2 separate regions of the Homo sapiens genome follow, and region 1 is linked to region 2. The links are chromatin loops, found by intact Hi-C in ENCODE. Cell type or tissue: tibial artery. All regions are shown on one strand. Links, peaks and the distances in the headings refer to the core of each region. The heading gives the core; the rest is flanking DNA.

Region 1 (5,374 bases), core at 167-5,166, 65 kb after region 2:
GAAACGATCAAGAGACCCAGGGCTGCCCCTCAGGACCATCTCCAGGAAACAAAGTCAAAGGCAGTTCTCAGACAGCCTGAGGCCACGGAGGGGCTGGGTAGTCCTAGCCAGGGAGGGTGATTCGAGGTCGCACGTTGGCCCTGGATGGTTTGATGGAAAAGGAGGGTAGCCCTTCCCAGCTCTAGAAATTCAGGACTGGAGTGGTCATATTGCCGCTGGGCGGTCCTGGGCTGAGGCACCCGCACTGGTCCCCTGGTTGAGGTATAGACCAGAGACCACAGTTGGAAGGGATTCTAACTCTAGGGCCGAGGGGAGGGAGCGCGGGGACTGTGCAGGAGGACGCCTCCACCCCCGCAGTGCGTGTGCAAGATGGCAGGGCTCTGCAGCGCTTTCTCATTCTTTATGGTGTGCTGACAGCCAGGCAGAGCTGCAGAACACTTCCTAAGCCCATCTCTGTCCCTCGGGACTGGAGTTCTAAAGGCTGGCCATGGCGGTCAGATGACTATCCCCTGGGGCTCCCGAAAGCAGGGCCAGAAGGTTTGCAAACTCCTGGAAGACATCGATTCACAGGGCCACCTGCCCAGGGCTCCTCCCTGTGCAGGCGGGGGCTGAATTCCCAGGGTACCCCCAGCCCTGCTCAGAGCTGCAGCCTCTGTACCCCTGTGGCCCCCCAGGGCACCCCACCTTGCACCAGTCCCTGGAATCTGCACACTGGAGAACAGCCCCGGGCCCTCTGGGGCTGGCTGAAGAAAGGGCAGGTGGGACAGTAGTGGCTGAAAAGGGAGAAGTGTTGCCCCAAGGACATGGCACCCAGGACGTGGACATGGGGCAACCATCTCCGGGGCTTTCTGACCCTTTCTAACCCATTTCCACAGATCTGAGCCGGCAGGGGCCTCCCCCGAGAGACCTTCAGAGCCTGGGGTGATCAGGCTGGATTATCCTCTCTCCCTGTTCCCCCCACCTGGCTGCTGCAGACCTGAGAAACTTCCACCTGTCTCATACCAGCTGAGGGTGTCTGAGCAGCTGACATCAACCCCACAGATCTCCTGGACTGTGCTGGAAGGTACAGACAGGCAGGGAGGTTTCCCAATGGGTCAGGAGACCCTGACCCCATAAATCAACTGATCCTCAAGAGACAGGCTGGAGGGAGGGATGGTTCTAGAGAACCTGGCTCCTTGTTCTTCCCTGTGACAAAATCTGGCACCAGGAAGAGTTTAAGTGTGCAGGTGTGTGTGTTCAGGCATGTGTGTGCAGGCGTGCGTGTGCAAATGTGTGTGCAAGTGTGTGTGCAGGCATGCGTGTGCAAGTGTGTGTAGGCATGTGTGTGCAGGTGTGCGTGTGCAGATTGTGTGTGCAGGTGTGCGTTTGCAAGCGTGTGTGTGCAGGCATGTGTGTGCAGGTGTGCGTGTGCAGATTGTGTGTGCAGGTGTGCGTTTGCAAGCGTGTGTGCAGGCATGTGCGTGCAGGTGTACATGTGGAGGCATGTGTGGTCAGGCATGCATGTGCAGGTGTGTGCGTGTGCAGGTGTGCGTGTGCATGAACATGACTGTAAACTGGGTGCCCTTTCCCCTTCAAGCCTGTGGGTCTCAGTCCAGAGTCCACAGACAGCGTTAGAGCCTTGCCTGTGACTCAGAGGCAGGCCTTTCTCAAGCCGCCGTGCCGCCGGGTCGGGGGGAGGTCTGGGCCATGTGGCTACATCTGGGAGTCCAAGTTCAGGGCCAAGGATGGGCAACCAGCCCGTGCTCCCCGGTACACACCCATGTCCAACATCGCTCTCAGATGGCCCACCTTTCAGAGGAAGGAGGACCGGAGTTTGCAGGTCTTGGGAGAGTCCATGAAACACTGATACATACATTTATGTTCTTCCAAATCTGTAACAAAGCACACGAAAGAGAGAGCCTGCATTTCACGCATCTTAAACCACAGCCATGGAGCCCGTGCAGCTCATTCCCATTTATCATCCTTCCTGTGCACTAGAAACGTTCTGCGTCTCCACCAAACCCCCCATCCCCACCCCGCCCCCCAACCTGGCTTCAACCAGACGCTCGTAAATCTGTTTCTCTTGTTCCACACGAGCTGCCTGGGAAAAGGCCCCATTTGCTGCGTCTGCTCCTCCTTCCAAATGCTCGACGCCTTTGAGATTTTATGATTTCGGGTTATTGACTTGGCCTCCTGGGTCCCCCGTGGTAGGCGGCTGTTTGGGAGAGCGGCTGGAGGCTTTGGGTGACCTCAGGTTCACCCCTTGCCTAAACAGCGTTGGGGAGATGGTGCAAAAGACCTGCTGCTGCTGGCGGGTCCCGGGGCCTCATGTGGGAGCTCCTTATGGGGGCACAAACCCTGACCTGGGGCTAGCCTTCTGTGTCCCAACTCAGGCCCTGCACCCCACCCATTCTGAGCTTCTGGGCTCATTTCTCCCCAACTTCCTGAATCTGTGTTGCCAAAACCTCAGCTTCTGCTTCCCTTCCCAGCCTTAGCTCCTCCTCCCACTAAGAGCTCCCAAGGGAAACAGCCATGCGGTTGATGCAGGGCAAGGTGTGCAAAGGTCGTTCACTCCACAGCCAGGCCCCAGCCTCATCTGCGTCATGCTGCATGCTGCCACCAAGTGGCGGGGCTGGTTATTAGCTGGTATGGCCTGGAAGGGTGGTGCAGGTGGTTAAATATGTTGATTGACATTCAGAATGAAGGAACACCTGCCTTTGCCTGGAGGAAGCCCAGTCAAGAGGCAGAAGCAGGCAGGCAATACTAGAGCATTCTAAGTCCAGTGTTCAGGGTCACCGTGGCGCACACCTGTAATCCCAGCTCCTTGGGAGGCCGAGACGGGTGGATTGCCTGAGCTCAGGAGTTTGAGACCAGCCTGGGCAACATGGTGAGACCCCGTTTCTACTAAAAATACAAAAAATTAGCTGGGCATGGTAGTGCTTGTAGTCCCAGCTACGCGGGAGGCTGAGGCAGGAGAATCGCTTGAACCCAGGAGGCGGAGGTTGCGGTGAGCCAGGATCATGCCACTGCACTCAAGCCTGGGCGACAGAGCAAGACTTTGCCTTCAAATTAAATAAATGAATAAATAAATAAATCCAGTGTTCAGTAGTGTTCAGCAGGACTTGGGGCTTGGAGGAACCATCAGCCCTATCCAAGGCTCTTGGGGTGGGAAGAGGGGACAGCTTCTAAGTTAACCCCTGAAGGACCTATAACAAACCCCAAAGGTTGTATAGCAGGCGTGTGGCTCACTTGTAGAAATCCCAGGACTTTGGGAGGCCGAGGCAGGCGGATCACCTGAGGTCGGGAGTTCAAGACCAGCCTGGCCAACATGGTAAAACCTCGTCTCTACTAAAAATACAAAAATTAGCCAGGTGTGGTAGTGACTGCCTATAATCCCAGCTACTCAGAAGGCTGAGACAGGAGGATCGCTTGAACCCAGTACACGGAGGTTGCAGTGAGCCAAGATACCGCGCCACTGCACTCAAGCCTGGGCAACAGAGTGAGACACTGTTTCCAAAAAAAAAAAAAGGTTGTAGTGACAGAAAAGATGGATGATGAGTGGTACTTCCAGACAGAACCAGCAGCATAAGGAAAGCCCTCAGGCGAAAGAGACGTTTGATATGTTTGGCAAATGGGTTTTAGTGTCCACAGAACAGGGAGATGAAAGCTGGAGACATGGACTTTGGCCAGTTGTCATCTACAAAGCTGGGCCAGAGGGGCTGAGGTTTGCCTGGGGACAACAGTGTAAGCAGGGGATGACAGGATTAGATTTGAGTTGTAGGCTGGGCGCGGTGGCTCAGCCTGTAATCCCAGCACTTTGGGAGGCCGAAGCAGGTGAATCACTTGAGGTCAGGAGTTCGAGACCAGCCTGTCCAACATGGTGAAAGCCTGTCTCTACTAAAAATACAAAAATTAGCTGGGCATGCTGGTTCATGCCCGTAATCCCAGCTACTTGGGAGGCTGAGGCATGATAATTGCTTGAACCCAGGAGGTAGAGGTTTCAGTGAGCCGAGATCACCCACTGCACTCCAGCTTGGGCAATAGAGCAAGACCCTGTCTCAAAAAAAAAAAAAAAATGGAGTCATAGCAAACCATTCTTCAATGAGGAAAGCCGACTGGGGAAGAAGCTTTCCCCTACCATACGCCATACACCAAAATTAATTCTAAATAGGTCACGTAACTATTTGTAAAAGCTAAAATGATAAAACATTTCCAGAAGAAAACTCAGGGGAAAAAGAATTTTAGTTACTTTGGGCTTGGTAAATACTTTGGAAATACAATACAAAAAGCACAAAGAATACAAAATACACACACACACACACACACACACACACACACACACACAAATTGAACTTTACCCAAACAAAAAACTTTAGCTCTTCAAAGACACTATTTAGAAAATGATAAAGGCCAGGCATGGTGGCTCACACCTGTAATCCCAGCACTTTGGGAGGCCAAGGTGGGAGGATCACTTGAGGCCAGGAGTTTGAGGCCAGCCTGGGCAACTTAGTGAGACCCTGTCTCTAGAAAAAAAAAACTTTTTTTAAGTAGCTAGGTACAGTGGTGTGTGCCTGTAGTCCTAACTACTTGGGAGGCTGAGGCAGGAGGATACCTTGAGACCAGGAGTTCGAGGCTGCAGTGAGCTGTGATTGCACCACTGTACTCCAGCCTAGGTAACCGTGTGATACCCTGTTGAAAGAAAGAAAAGAGGAGAGAGAAAGAAAAGGAAGAAGAAAAGAAGGAAGGAAAGATGGAAGGAAGAAAGGAACAAAGGAGGGAGGGAGTGAAGGAAGGAAGAAAGGAAGGAAGGAAGGAACAAAGGAGGGAGGGAGTGAAGGAAGGAAGAAAGAAAGGAAGGAGAGGGAGGGAGGAAAGGGAGGGAGGAAGGAAGGAAAGAAGGGAGGAGGGAAGGAAGGAAGGAAAAAATGATAAAGAGATGCACCACAGACTGAAATGTTTTTTTCAGTTGTATTTAGACAACTCAATGCTAGGAAGAAAAACAACCCAATTTAAAAATGGGGAAAACCTGGAACTCTCCTTCATGACCGGGGGTTGTGGAAGAAAACACAGCCACTTTTGAAAACCTTTTGGCAGTTTCTTAAAATGCTAATCATACACCTACCAAAAGACCCAGCCACTCCACCCGTAGGTATTTCCCAAACGACGTGAAGACGTCTTTGCACACATTATACATGAATATTCATAGCGGAGTTATTTGCAAAAGCCAAAAACTAAAAACAACCCAAATATCCATCAAGGGGTAAAAGGATAAACAAATCCGGCTATGAGCATATAATGAAACGCGACAGCAATAAAAAAAAGAATGAAACTATTGATACATGCCGCAACATGGATGCGTCTCAAAATCATCACCATGAATGAAAAAAGCCAGACA
Region 2 (5,374 bases), core at 146-5,145:
ATATGAGAGTTTTCATTCATCCATAACCTCTGCAACATTTGGTGTTGTCATTTTCTTTTTGTGTTTTTGAGATGGAGTCTCTCTCTGTCACCTAGGCTGGAGTGCAGTGGCACGATCTTCACTCATTGCAACCTCCACCTCCTGGGTTCAAATGATTCTCCTGCCTCAGCCTCCCAAGTAGCTGGGATTACAGTCATGCACCACCACACCCAACTAATTTTTGGTATTTTTAGTAGAGACGGGGTTTCACCATGTTGGCCAGACTAGTCTCAAACTCCTACCTCGCATGGTCTGCCTGCCTCGGCCTCCCAAGGTGCTGGGATTACAGGTGTGAGCCACCGTGCCTGGCCCCTAATCATTTCCATTTTAGCCTTTGTACAAAAGTTCTCCGAAGATGAATTTGGAAGAAAGAGACTATTCCAGTGAACAGTTTGCAAACCCAGAAGACACAGCCTTCAGTGTCAAAGAAGATGTGCATTCCAGAGAACCAAGGGAGGGCTCAGGTTTTACAGCAAAAGTTCCCGCCCAGGTTCCCAATCGTGTTCGTTTATGCAAATGAAGGATTGAAACTTGCTTAGTTCTGATTGGTTGGTTCAGGTGAGCTCTGGAGTCCCAAAGTTGAACAGAGGCGGGAGTTTTTGAGGAGCATAGAGTGCCTCTAGTTAGCAAATGTCAACTTGGCTCTATTTTAAATTTAGGCCCAGTTAGCCACTCAAGATCCATCTTGAAGCTTTGGCTCTATCAGGTTCACATTGGTTCACAAACCATTCTAATGGGAATATAGTGGTATATTGAGTTTGTGTGTGTGTGTGTGTGTGTGTGTGTGTGTGTGACGGATTCTCACTCTGTCGTTAGGCTGGAGTGCAGTGGTGCGATCTCAGCTCACTGCAACCTCTGATTCCCTGGTTCAAGTGATTCTCCTGCCTCTGCCTCCCGAGTAGCTGGGATTACAGGCAGGCACCACCATGCCCCGCTAATTTTTGTATTTTTAGTAGAGATGGGGTTTCACCATGTTGGCCAGGATGGTCTCAAACTCCTGACCTCATGATCCGCCCACCTCAGCCTCCCGAAGTGCTGGGATTACAGGCGTAAGCCACCACTCCCGGCCGTATATTGAGGTTTTAATTTGCATTTCCCCAATGACCAATGATGTTGAGTGCTTTCGAATGTATTTATTAATGAATATTATAGATACTCATCATTTGTATATCAACTTTGGTAAAATGTCTTTTCAAGTTCTTTGTCCATTTTATTTATTTATTTATTTTTATTTTTTTGAGACAGTCTTGCTCTATTGCCCAGGCTGGAGTGCACTGGTGCAATCTCGGCTCACTGCAACCTCCGCCTCCCAGGTCTAAGCGATTCTCCTGCCTCAGCCTCCTGAGTAGCTGGGACTACAGGCACCCGCTACCACGCCCAACTAATTTTTGTATTTTTAGTAGAGACGGGGTTTCTCCATGTTGGCCAGGCTGGTCTCAAATTCCTGGCCTCAAGTGGTCTGCCTTCCTCGGCCTCCCAAAGTGCTGGGATTACAGGCATGAGCCACTGAGCCCAGCCTTGTGGACTTTTTCTTGTTGAGGAAGTTTGCTTTCATTCTTAGTTGATTTTTTTAATCATAAAAGGAGCTGGGTGATGTCAAATGCTCTGTCAGCATCAACTGAAATGATCATGTGTGTGTGTGCTTTTTTTTTTCCCCTTCCTTTCATCCTATTCATGTGGTGTATTATATAGCTTGATTTTCATGTGTTGAACCACTCTTGCGTTCTGGGGAGAATTCACATTGGTCGTTGGTCATGGTGTAAAATTCTTTTAACATGCCGCAGACTTTGGTTTGCTAGTATTTTGTTGCATCTATACTCATGACAGATATGAATCTGTAGTTTTCTCATAGTGTCTTTCTCTGACTTTGGTATCAAGGTAATGCTGGCTTCATAGAATGAGTTGGGAAACATTCTCTCCTCTTGCAATTTTAGGAAGAGTTTAAGAAAAAATTGGCATTTTTTTTTTTATTCAAACGTTTGGTAGAATTCACCAATGAAGCGACCTTGTCCTAGGCTCTTCTTTGTTGAGAAGTTTACTATTAATGATTTGATTTCTTTGTTTTCTTTCTTTCTTTCTTTTATTTTTTTTTTAGATGGAGTCTCGCTTTGTCGCCCAGGCTGGAGTGCAGTGGCGTGATCTTGGCTCACTGCAAGCTCCGCTTCCCAGGTTCACGCCGTTCTCCTGCCTCAGCCTCCCGAGTAGCTGGGACTACAGTTGCCCACCACCATGCCCGGCTAATTTTTTGTATTTTTAGTAGAGACAGGGTTTCACCATGTTAGCCAGGATGGTCTCAATCTCCTGACCTCGTGATCTGCCTGCCTCGGCCTCCTAAAGTGCTGGGATTACAGGCGTGAGCCACCATGTCCAGCCTGTTTTCTTTTTTTCTTTTGAGACGGTGTCTTGCTTTGTCACCCAGGCTGGAGTGCAGTGGCATGATCTCAGCTCACTGCAACCTCTGCTTCAATGGGTTCAAGCCATTCTGGGTGGTTAGTGTCAGAATTGAATTGATTTTTTTTTTTTTCTGAGACAAGATCTTGCTCTGTTGCCCAGGCTGAAGAGCAGTGGCGTGATCATAGCTCACTGTAGGCTCAACCTCCCAGGATCAAGCAATCCTCCCACCTCAGCCTCCCAAGTAGCTGGGACTATAGGTGCGCCACTACACCTGGCTAATTTTTTTTTTTTAAGATCGGGTCTTGTTATGTTGCCCAGGCTGGACTCAGACTCCTGGGCTCAAGTAATCCTCCTGCCTCAGCCTCCCAGCATGCTGGGATTACATTCATGAGCCACCACGCCCAGCCTGAATTGAATTGTTGGACACCCAGTTGGTGTCTGGAGAATCAGGCTATTGGTTGTCGGTGTAGAAAATACCCCAGTCCCTGCTTCTTGAACCCTAGTCTTCCTGTCTTCCCGAGAATTCCATGGGCTTGCTCTGCCAGGTCCTCCCTGCCCTTCTGAACTCTCATTTGTCCCTGTCTTGATTCTCCTGAAGCCCTGGATGGGCCTTCCCCCAAGACCCTTCTGGACTCCATCTATATTACGGTTAGGCCATCACCTTAGCCATCTTATGCCCTTCTGAGGCTTTGACCGTCAGTCCAGTGAAGATGGCATCCAAGAGTCTCCATTCAGCCCTTTCTCATTCTTTCTTCCTTCCTTCTGTCCTTCTCTCTTTTTCTTCCTTCTGTTCTTCTCTTTTTTTTTTTTTTTCTGATGGAGTCTCACTTGGTCACCCAGGTTGGAGTGCAGTGGTGCAATTTTGGCTCACTGCAACCTCCACTTCCCAGGTTCAAGCAATTCCCCTGCCTCAGCCTCCCTAATAGCTGAGACTACACGTGCATGCCACCATGCCCAGTGAAGTTTTGTATTTTTAGTAGAGATGGGGTTTCACCATGTTGGCCAGGCTGGTCTTGAACTCCTGACCTCAAATGATCCTCCTGCCTCGGCCTCCCAAACTGCTGGGATTACAGGTGTGAGTCACTGCACCCGGTCCTCTTTTTTTTCTCTTTCTCCTCTCTCTCTCTCTCTTTCTTTTTCTTTCTCTCTCTCTCTGCCCTCCATTCCTTCCTTCCTTCCTTCCTCCCTCCCTTCCTTTTCTATCTTTCTTGTCTTACTCTGTCACTGAGGCTGGAATGCAGTGGCACCATCATAGTTCGCTGCAACCCTGAACTACTAGGCTGTAATGATTCTCCCACCTCAGCCTCCTCATTATCTGTAACTACAGACACACACCATCATGCCTGGCTAATATTTTAAGTTTTTTGTAGAGACAGGTTCTTGCCATGTTGCCAAGGCTGGTCTCGAACTCCTGACCTCAAGCAGTCCTCTCACCTCGGCCCCACAACGTGTTGAGATTACAGGTGTGAGCCACTGTGCCCAGCCCCTGCCTTCTCTTCTAAGAGTGGGCCAACAGTCAACTGCTTGGTGACATCTCTACTTGGGTGGCCCCAAGTCCCTCACAATCCATGCTTTCCCAACTGTCCTCTCCATGATCCCCCCGATGAACCTCCCTCTCTGCACCCACCTCAAACACTGCTTCACTTCTCTAGCCACACAGATATGGATCCCCCTCTTCTTTCACTATGCCCATTTTCTTTTCTTTTCTTTTCCTTTTCTTTTTTTAAATTTTTTATTTTGAGACAGTCTCGCTCTGTCGACCAGGCTAAAGTGCAGTGGTGCAATCTCGGCTTACTGCAACCTCCGCCTCCCGGGTTCAAGTGATTCTCCTCCCTCAGCCTCCCGAGTAGCTGGGACTACAGGTGCGTGCCACCATGCCCAGCTAATTTTTGTATTTTTAGTAGAGATGGGGTTTCACCATGTTGGCCAGGATGGTCTCAATCTCCTGACCTCATGATCCGCTCACCTCGGCCTCCCAGAGTGTTGGGATTACAGGTGTGAGCCACCACGCCCGGCCTGTGCTACTCCCATTTTCTTACCTCCAGCAACCAAGCTGGATGGAGAACCCAAGCCCTGTCCCCGGCAGCTTTCGAATGTCTTAGAGAGCCTCCCCTCCTCTCCAGCTTCATGGCCTCCACTCTAGTTCAAGTCTCAGCATCATTCTTCAGCACTTGCCTCCTTGCCAGTCTCCTGACCTCCAGCCTCACCTTTGCTAACTAACTTGGCCTGAAGCTCCAGACATGGTCCCCAAAGCCAGCCCTGTGTGGCTGCCTTGGTGAGGCCACGCTCTCGAGGCCCTAGCTCTCGGGCCTGGGCTGAGGCTAAGTCAGCCCCAGGCACCGTTCCTTAGCACAATCATGCGTGGCAAACACACTTTGCATCTGGGGCGTGCAGACAGGTTTTTCAAGTTAGGAAATTGGAAGGGACTCCAGCGCCCATTTGCAGTTCAGAGCCGGCGAGATGCAGGAGTGTCCTTCTGTGTGAGCTCATCTTTCCTGGGGTGGCGGGGCTCAGGGCTGAGCGGGCTGGGGAGACGAGTTGGAAAATTTCACACTCAGCCTCGCCACTTGGCCAGCTTCTGCGTGTTTGGCAGCTCAGGTGACTTGTGGTGGGGGCCCTCGATCAACACTTCCATCCCGTAAGTACTGCCGGGGCTGGGGCCACCTCCAGATGGGTCACAAACGGGGGGCCTGGGGGGAACCCCCAGAGACAGACTCTAGTAGGAGGGGCTTATGCTGTTTTTGGGGAAAAGAGATTGACAAGGAAACAATGAGAGAACAAGATTAGAGGGACTTTTGGAGGGTGCAGGGAAGGTGTTATCAATTGTTTGACTTGGGTATGCTAATTTATTTGTGCTGAAACGTGTCCACAACCCTTTGGAAGAAACACAGTAATACATCTCCAGTCAGGCGGTACCTTATCATGGTTAAGAACACAGCTC

What was found. Hi-C counts contacts between places; a loop is a spot of excess contacts. Peaks named below come from ENCODE experiments on the same cell type or tissue, not always from the same donor. Only the 100,000 strongest peaks of a DNase experiment are listed, where the experiment ranks them.
Region 1: a loop joins it to region 2, with 2.4 times the contacts of the local background. A loop is called at or near these places in 5 of 110 quality-filtered maps.

The regions. Positions count from the first base shown.
Region 1 is chr7:73,976,715-73,982,088 of GRCh38, forward strand. No RefSeq gene overlaps it. Among named protein-coding and RNA genes, the nearest start is that of ELN, 49 kb to the right of the region's middle. RefSeq lists an enhancer at 2,405-2,699. In tibial artery, for the core only: no CTCF peak of the experiment used is centred there; a DNase peak (open chromatin) is centred at 2,697; H3K27ac peaks cover 1,897 bases.
Region 2 is chr7:73,911,856-73,917,229 of GRCh38, forward strand. No RefSeq gene overlaps it. Among named protein-coding and RNA genes, the nearest start is that of TMEM270, 53 kb to the left of the region's middle. In tibial artery, for the core only: no CTCF peak of the experiment used is centred there; no DNase peak of the experiment used is centred there.